Regions from separate parts of the Homo sapiens genome. Here region 1 is linked to region 2. Evidence: read pairs that join two places in POLR2A ChIA-PET (ENCODE). Cell type or tissue: CD4-positive, alpha-beta T cell. All regions are shown on one strand. Links, peaks and the distances in the headings refer to the core of each region. The heading gives the core; the rest is flanking DNA.

The links. ChIA-PET counts read pairs that join two places held together with the same protein. Peaks named below come from ENCODE experiments on the same cell type or tissue, not always from the same donor. Only the 100,000 strongest peaks of a DNase experiment are listed, where the experiment ranks them.
Region 1: POLR2A ChIA-PET joins it to region 2 with 8 read pairs; 13 of 35 experiments call an interaction of 5 or more read pairs at or near these places.

Annotation. Positions count from the first base shown.
Region 1 is chr19:29,709,890-29,714,108 of GRCh38, reverse strand. The region is part of intron 1 of C19orf12 (chromosome 19 open reading frame 12); the gene reads left to right. Among named protein-coding and RNA genes, the nearest start is that of C19orf12, 3.3 kb to the left of the region's middle. In CD4-positive, alpha-beta T cell, for the core only: no CTCF peak of the experiment used is centred there; DNase peaks (open chromatin) are centred at 826 and 2,328; H3K4me3 peaks cover 1,699 bases; H3K27ac peaks cover 2,694 bases.
Region 2 is chr19:29,835,748-29,840,257 of GRCh38, reverse strand. No RefSeq gene overlaps it. Among named protein-coding and RNA genes, the nearest start is that of CCNE1, 26 kb to the right of the region's middle. RefSeq lists an enhancer at 2,532-2,811. In CD4-positive, alpha-beta T cell, for the core only: no CTCF peak of the experiment used is centred there; a DNase peak (open chromatin) is centred at 2,617; H3K27ac peaks cover 1,574 bases.

The sequences.
Region 1 (4,219 bases), core at 1-4,000, 130 kb after region 2:
GACCAGCCTAGGCAACACAGGGAGACTGCGTTTCTGGAAAAAACAACAACAACACCAGCAACAACAAAAAGCAGGAAGGAAGGGGAGAGGGAAAGAGAAAGAGAGAGAGAGAGAACGAAAGAGAAAGAGAAAAGGAAGGAAGGAAGGAAGGAAAGAAAGAAAAAAAGAAAGAGGGATACTTTGAGAAGCTTTGAAGTGATCTGTTTATTGATCAAGTAGATAGGTAAGGTGCATGCTGCCAGGAGGAGCTGGGGTAGGGAGGGCAGGGCCCTGCTGTATGGGGGTGGGCAGGGGACGGCCCCTGCTCAGCCCTGGCCTCCATTGCTACACAGAATGGCAGGTCCAATGTGATCTGGTCTTCTGATTTTTCAGGAGAAATCAGGAATCTGAGGTGCATGCAAAATCTCCTGATTTTTAAATATTGGCAACTAATTTGTTTTAAAAAAACAACAACTATGAGCTAATCCAAAACTGTTTGCTGGTGGGATCCACCTACTGCCTTTGCGCTGGGGTATGGAGAGGTGGGAGGTCAATGTTGACAAGAGCCAGATCTAATTTTTTGTTAAAGAAAAGGGTACTTGGAGGTCAGATAGCTCTCTTCATAGCTATCTGAAGCCTTCCTCTCCCTTATCTCTTACAATCTGGTCCAAACTCAGAAAGCTAGGCCGCTCTCGGTGAGATGGGCTTGTCTCCGTCTCTCTGTACCTGTCAGAGCAGCCTGGGCGCCTGCAAGAAACCGGGGCTTCCAGTTGGCATTTGCCTTCCCTGTGGCTGGCAGATGGGCTTCCTGTGATCAAGGCCTGGTATGTGGATAAATCTGAGTGTGAAATAGGTGTGATACAGTGGGGGAGGGGGAGCCACACTCCCACCCCCTAAGGTCTGTCCCCATCCTCCCTCCTCACCCACTTCCCTGTCATTTACAGACAAAGGCAGCCTTGCGGTGGGAGAAGGAGCAGGGTGGGCTTCCCTCTCAATCTGGTGAGCCTGGAGAATTCAGGAAGCTGAGCTTTTTAGCAAGGGCTCAGGAGATGGAGTTACTAACCTTTCTTCCCCAACAAGAGCCTGTTAATGCTCTAACTTCTGAAATGATTACTACAAAGAAATTGAACCTTGGATGGAGTCAGCCACAACATCTCTACCCGTGGTGCTGGACTATTAAAACACAGTGACTTCCTCTGCCTGCCCTCACACACGCAGTGATAGCTGCTGGCCCTCCCATTCTGCAGAACCCTGGGCTTGTGTCTCAGTGAAACCTGCCTCATTGTCTGAGATATCACTGAAGTTCTGGGTCTCATGGCCAAGGAAATCAAGGACGCAGACACTCCAGAGGGTAGGTTAGAGCAGAAGTTTAATAAGCAAAAGAAAGAAAGCTCTCTGGATCAGAGAGGGGTCCCAGAAAGATGGGTTGCCATTTTACAGTGAAATGCAAGGGTTTTTATAGAAAAGCTGGTGGGAGGGGTGCTTCATTTACATAAGGTGCGAATTTCTGAGTCCCCCGCCCCACTGTTTCTAGTGCACATGTGGGCTTCTTAGCCTGAGTTACTACTCCATGTTGCTTATTTCTTCCTACTGTGCATGTGTGAAAAAGGTTGGGTGGTGGGGGGGAAGAACACTCCAAGGTAGACATGCCTGGTCCAGGGTAGCTCTTCTTATCAGTGCCATGCAAGCCTCTGTGTCTGAGTATTTCTTTTTTCTTTTTTTTTTGAGACGGAGTCCCACTCTGCTGCCAGGCTGGAGTGCAGTGGTGTGATCTCAGCTCACTGCAACCTCCACCTCCCGGGTTCAAGTGGTTCTCCTGCCTCAGCCTCCCAAGTAGCTGGGATTACAGGCGAGCACCATGACACCTGGCTAATTTTTGTATTTTTTTAGTAGAGATGGGTTTTCACCATGTTGGCCAGGATAGTCTCGATCTCTTGACCTCGTGATCTGCCCACCTCGGCTTCCCAAAGTGCTGGGATTACAAGCGTGAGCCACCGTGGCCGGCCGTGTCTTGAGTATTTCTAAGAAGGGAGAGGACTGTGCTTACTGGGGCCCACCATATGTCTGTATGTCACACAGGGGACCCGCTTTCTGTGTTAGAGCTTGCCTTCCTTATCTGTGTTTCCTGAAAGGGCAACGACTTCTTAGGCTGCTTTTTGTTAGAAGGGAATTCTGCCAAGGACCCTTGCCCTAACTATTTGCCTAATTGATTTCTCTCTCTCCTCTCACATTGATGCTGGCCTGGCTGGAGCAGGTAGAGCTGGAAGTAGCATTTTTGCAAGGACATCTCTTTAGCCTCTGTAGATTTTCACCTCAAGTCATTCGGAGCAGGTCGGAAGCTAGGTTTTTTTTGGGGGGGGAAGCCAGTAGAGCTAAAGTGGTTATGTATCTGTTTCCTGCCTTCCTTCTTTCCACTTCTACATGCATTTTCTTGCTGTGCAGAAACTGTTTTGAGAGTGCAGACCCAAAACTGCAGAAAACCTGTTTTGGGAGTGGTGTCTGGGTGCTGGCCTGGAAGCCAGCCTTGCAGACCAAGCATGGCAGGGCTCAGGGTCTTCACGCCCGGGGAAAGGGAGGTTCCTTGCAGCCTCCAAAGGGGCCCTCCTGAGACCTGGGCAGTGCCTCTCTTTTTCCAATATAATTGACAGATGAAAAGCTGGATATAAACCAGAACTAAGCTCAAAGGTGATTAGATATTTTACACCAGGATTTTGAGCTTTTTGTAAGATTTTACTGTAAAATTATTTCCTTTGGTTACTTTAATATGTACTTCAAATATATCTCATTTTGTGCTGGACGTAGTGGCTCACGCCCATAATCCCAGCACTTTGAGAGGCCAAGGCAGGCAGATCACCTGAGGCCAGGAGTTCAAGACCAGCCTGGCCAACATGGTGAAACCCCATCTCTACTAAAAATACAAAAATTAGCCAGGTGTGGTGGTGCATGTCTGTAGTCCCAGCTATTCGGGAGGTTGAGGCAGGAGAATCGCTTGAACGTGGGAGGCGGAGGCTGCAGTGAGCCGAGATCGCGCCGCTACACTCCAGCCTAGGTGACGGAGCAGACTCTGTCTCAAAAAAAAAAAAAAAAAAAAAACCTCTCTGTATATCTCTATCTAGCTATCTATGTCATTTTGTTTGTGTGATAGCTTTTCAGGACCATGGTGACTGGATAAATCAGGTTCTGCGCTCCGTCTCCCCATTTCCAGGTGGCTTCTGCCTGTTCAGTCCTGACACTGTTATAATGCCATTTTATCGTTTAGACATTTGTATGTAAACAAATCTTGACCACTGGAATAGTGGAAGGGGGTTCTCTTCTGGGGAGAAGGAGGAGGCATTCAACCTGTCAGCAAGCAAAGGAGCTGGGCAGGGCCTGGAAAGCAGGAGACCAGGTTTTGGGAGACCCAGGGCACAGGGTAGCCAGAGCAGGGACCCCCAGGCCTGAGTGCTCCTCCAGTCCCTTATGTGAGCAGGGCTCACAAGGCCTGCCCTCCCACTGCCTCTCATACTCCATGGGGACAAAAAGACATATCTAGGGGTGCTTGTTTGCAATTTCTGAATTTGAAGACTGAGTAACGAATGTCAGAGTCCTGCGTTATGCCCTCTTGGGGTCTTGCTGCCCAAAGTGAGATCAGAGGAGCACTTTGGGGGCTTGTTGGAAATGCAGAATCTTACCCTCCCATACTGGCTGTATCTGACAAGGTTTTCAGTGATTCCCGTGCACTTGTGGAGAATCACAGGTCTAATGTGTACCAACGGGGAAAAAGAAGGGAAATTTACAGGGGCAGGAGCGCAGGATGCTCTCCTGGGACTGCAGAGAAGTTCTGAGGACCTGGCTTTGCGGTCCTCTCATGGATTCATGGGTTTGTTCTCTGGGCTCAAAATTATATCCCAGGATTGGGAGAGCAATTTTACAGTAGGGACTTCTGCTTCTGGATCATCCTTGGGTCAGAAAAGCACACATGTCTGGGTACGGTGGCCCACACCTGTAATCCCAGTACTCTGGGAGGCTGAGGCAGGAAGATTGCTTGAGCTCAGGAAGTCAAGACCAGGCTGGGCAACATTGCGAGACCCTGTCTCTATGAAAACAAAAAATTAGCTGAGCGTAGTGTTGCATGCCTTTAGCCCCAGCTACTCAGGAGACTGAGGTGGGGGGATCACTGTAGCCCAGGAGTTCAAGGCTGCAGTCAGCCATGATCGCACCACTGCACACCAGCTTGGGCAACAAGAGACACTGTCTCTTA
Region 2 (4,510 bases), core at 272-4,271:
GAAAGCCCAGTGGGGGTTGAGGAGAAGAAGGAAGAGAAGAAGGTTGGCAGTGCGGGAGATGGGGGTAGGGGGGACTCTGACACCCTCTGTTGTCGCCATTGGTTCGCTCCAAATTATCTCAGTCAACACACAGTTGCAGACTCATCCTGGGTATCTGCCTGTGACCCCCATTTTTAATTGCAGGTCACCCTCGAGCCCCCTGCATGGAAATTCCAGAACTGCCTGAGTTGCAGGTGGAGGTGGCTGAGTTGGGACCCCATTAGGACATTTTTTTTTCTTTGAGACAGAGTCTCACTCTGTCACCCAGGCTGGAGTGCAGTGGCACGATCTCAGCTTACTGCAATTTCCACCTCCCAGATTCAAGCGATTTTCCTGCCTCAGCCTCCCAAGTAGCTGGGACTACAGGCGTGTGCCATCATGCCCAGCTAATTTTTGTATTTTTAGTAGACACGGGGTTTCACCATGTTGGCCAGCCTAGTCTCGAACTCCTGGCCTCAAGTGATCCACCCACGTTGGCCTCCCAAAATTCTGAGATTACAGGCGTGAGCCACTGCGCCCAGCCTTATCTAGGTCATTTTCACAAACCAGGGCTACCTGGTGAAGTGGGTCCAGGAAAGGTCATCCCAACCCCATTCTGAAAGCGCCTTTTGGTGAAATCTAGGTGCGGAGGCTGCACAGAGCCCAGACTTTAGCGGCTGTTTGAAGCTCACATGCTAATGACGTTTGTATCCAAATAATAACAAATGTCAGGTGTATGCACCTGTCTCTCTCATTTGTATATTGCCTGAATGCTTTTCTCAGTGCCTCTTTCCTGGGCCAGATGTGCAGCCACCGCCTGTTCTGGGGTGGCACGGAGGAGGAGGAGGAAAGGATACTGAGGTTTAGCACATTTAAGTTTGGAAACTGTTCGATGCCATCCCTGACAGTTCACCCTAGGATCTGGGGGTGGAGAGTGATGACAGAAGCGGGCAAATAATCTGTGAGTCTTTCAGCCGTTGCTGTGTGCCCCACCGTACACATACCCTTTTCTAATGTGTGCCAAACAGTGAAATCTAATGATAATAGATAAGGATTGTAGGAAGAAAGCAATCTAGAACCGATTATTTCTTTTCTTTCTTCAGAAATAACCGTTAGGTGAGGAATGTGATTTGAGGTGCACCAAGAGGGGTCCTCAGTTTCTAAACACTGCCCCCCAGACCCCCAATACACACATACCCTGCCTCTACCTCCACCCAAAGAGAGGACTCAATACTGAGGTCAGAACTCCTCTACGTGGGACTATAGCAAAGAAGAACGCAGGAGAGGGGACGGTGGCTGGGGACACAGCAGATGGGCACTGCCAGGCAGGACTGCTGTGGGCATTGCCAGGGAGAGCCAGGATGCAAAAATGGCAGTGAGGGGGCCCTGGTAAGGGCTTCTAGGGCTTTGCTGATCTCCAGGCTCATGCGAGGGCTGACTAGCTTGGGCAGACAGACCTTTTTTCTTTTTTCCCTCCAACAGAAACAAAAGGATAAAATCATTGGCATCACTGCTGGACATGGTGGCTCACGCCTGTAATCCCTGCACTTTGGGAGGCTGAGGCAGGTGAATCACCTGAGGTCAGGAGTTCGAGACCAGCCTGGCCAACATGGTGAAACCCTGTCTCTACTAACAATACAAAAATTAGCTGGGTGTGGTGGCGGGTGCCTGTAATCCCAGCTACTCAGGAGGCTGAGACATGAGAATCACTTGAACCCGGGAGGTGGAGGTTGCAGTGAGCTGAGATCGTGCCACTGCACTCCAGCCTTGACGACAGACCAAGAACCTGTCTCACAAAAAAAAAAAAAAAAAAAAGGAGAAAGAAAAAAAGAAATCATTGGCATCAATTGGGCTCATTCAACGTAGATTACTGATGTGTTATTGTTTTGAAGATAGAAGAAATATAATTAATAAAAGCCACCCAGCCCGCCTTTTGTGTTTCCGTGAATTCCTTATTGACGTCTGCATCTATCTCAAGCCGCAGATGAGCCATCCTTTTCAGCTGCCCTGGATAGCACGGAGATGAACAGTGTGGAAAAATCACTCCTGGGATCTGTACACTCATCTTCTGCAGCTGCAATTTTTCTTCTGCAGCCTCAGTTTTCTCCATCACAGTGGTGGAATCAGAGAGGGGGTTTCCCGGGAGCACAGTGCAGGGTTCCCTTCAAGGAAGAGCAAAGTCCGCCTCAGTGCTGGAAGCTTTTTTGGGAGGCCTGAGCGCCTTCCCACCTTGGATCTCTCTCTCCAGAGCCACCAGACAACCAGTTACCTTTCAGGCACCAGGCTTTGATGGGTGTGGGGGAACTATTTCCCGGCAGCGGCCCTGGAATCACACCTGCCTCACCTCCGGCCTTGATGTGCCTTAGAGGGACTGAGGGCCAAAGGTCACCTCAGGGATCACCAGGAGGCCTAGGGAATAGAAGTAAGGTGTGGGGTGGAGGCTGCGGGCTTCTCTCTGCCCCTGGCAGCTTCTCGCCCACCTGCTTGCTAGTTTGACTTTGGTCCTGCCCACTGTCTCTCTCACACCCACCCACCCTGACATCTAGAGAAATGAAAGCTCCTTTGCATGACAGGAAGCAGGGGAGTTCCCTGAAGTATGATTGCAAACCTGAAAACATCCCCAAACTAGTCTTCCATCACCACCTGGAAGACAAGAGTTGGAAGAGAAACAGAAAGCAACTTTTTTTTTTGAGACAGAGTCTCACTCTGTCGCCAGGCTAGAGTACAGTGGTGAGATCTCAGCTCACTGCAACCTCTGACTTCCTGGGTTCAAGTGATTCTCCTGCCTCAGCCTCCTGAGTTGCTGGATTATAGGCACGCACCACCATGCCCAGATAATTTTTGTATTTTTAGTAGAGATGGTGTTCATTGGGCAGATGAGGAAATTGAGGCCCATAGTAAGTAAGGGACAAGCTGAAAGCCCCACAGGACCTTGGGGTCAGAGCCGAGACTCCTATAAATCCAGGAATCTCAAACTCAGGTGCCTATGGGAGCCAGGCCCATAAAAGAAGATGTCTTTGGACACCAAGACATCTTTGTATTGAATATTAAACATGCTCAAGTAGTCTGCATTTCTAGAAGAAATGTTCCCTCTCTGCCATTCTTCTTGAAACACTCCACCTTCTTGATCTACACAGTTTTCTCACTTTTGTTTTGTTTTTTAAAGACACGGGGTCTTGCTATGTCACCTAGGCTGGTCTCGAACTCCTGGGCTCTAATGATCCGCCCTCCTCGGCCTACCAAAGTGCTGGGATTACAGATATGAGTCATCATGCCCGGCTAATTTTTAATTTTTTTGTAGAGACAGTGTCTCACTATGTTGTCCAGGCTGGTCTTGAACTCCTGTCCTTAAGTGATCCTCCTGCATCAGCCTCCCAAAGTGCTGGGATTACAGATGTGGGCCACTGCACTCAAAGCTGTTTTCTCACTTTTGATAGTCACAGTTACAAGAAATATTTGTCTACTCCAAGAAGATGTGCAGTGCGTTTGTGAAGGTAAACAGCAATGGAGTCTGAGACCTTAGCGTAGGGTGTGGTAGAGGTGGTGAGGATTCTGGTATATTGCAGACCACATGCCCTGCCTGCAGGGCTGCCCAGAGCTGGGGAGCTGTATCTGAATGTGAACTTTCCAGGTTTTCAATATTGCCTCAAGTGTTTTGAAATGACTCGGCAGCCCCAGCACAACCCACCTGACCTGCAGGCCCCAACGTGCAGCCTCTACATTAGCCCTGAATGCTGGGGCGAATCCCCTACAGCTTAGAAGAGGGATGGAAGATGCAGAACTTCAAAGGCAACCCTTCTGACTGGGTATGGTGGCTCATACCTGTAATCCCAGCACTTTGGGAGGCTGAGGCAGGAGGATCATTTGAGGCCAGGAGTTCAAGACCAGCCTGGGCCACATAGTGAGAGCCCATCTCTACCAAAAAATAAATAAATAAATAATAAGAGATGTAAAAAATAAAATAAATAAAACTTTTTTTTTTTAAGAAGGAGGGAATGCTTCAGACCAAGTAACCATCTTACAGAGCTTGGATGTTCATTACTTGTCTATAACAAGAGATAACTCAGGGGCTTAGCAAGAGGAGCACAGAGAGCTTTCTGGATGGATGACTCAGGCTGTGACTGCTGGAACATACTAACTTTGGATTTTTTTCCTTTTAAAAAAGGGACAGTATCCCAAGGATGGTTCATCACAGTGCTGCCCCAAAGTAGAGGGGATGGATTTGTCTGTGTGTCTAATGGTGCATTGCAGACTGGGCTGTTGGATGCCATGCCCCCGGTAACCCCGCCAGGAACTGGGATTCCGTGGTGTATGGCACCTTTGCTCAAAAAAGGACTAGAACCTGGACAGGGGCTTGATTAATTTCTGTTAATGTCTCGCTTTCTAATCTTATGCAATCTTTTGGTCTTTTGCAAGTAGAAGATAGTCTATAGTCTCCTGGGCATGAAAATGTAAGAAAGTGGCTATAAATGTAAGAATCCATCCATCCGTC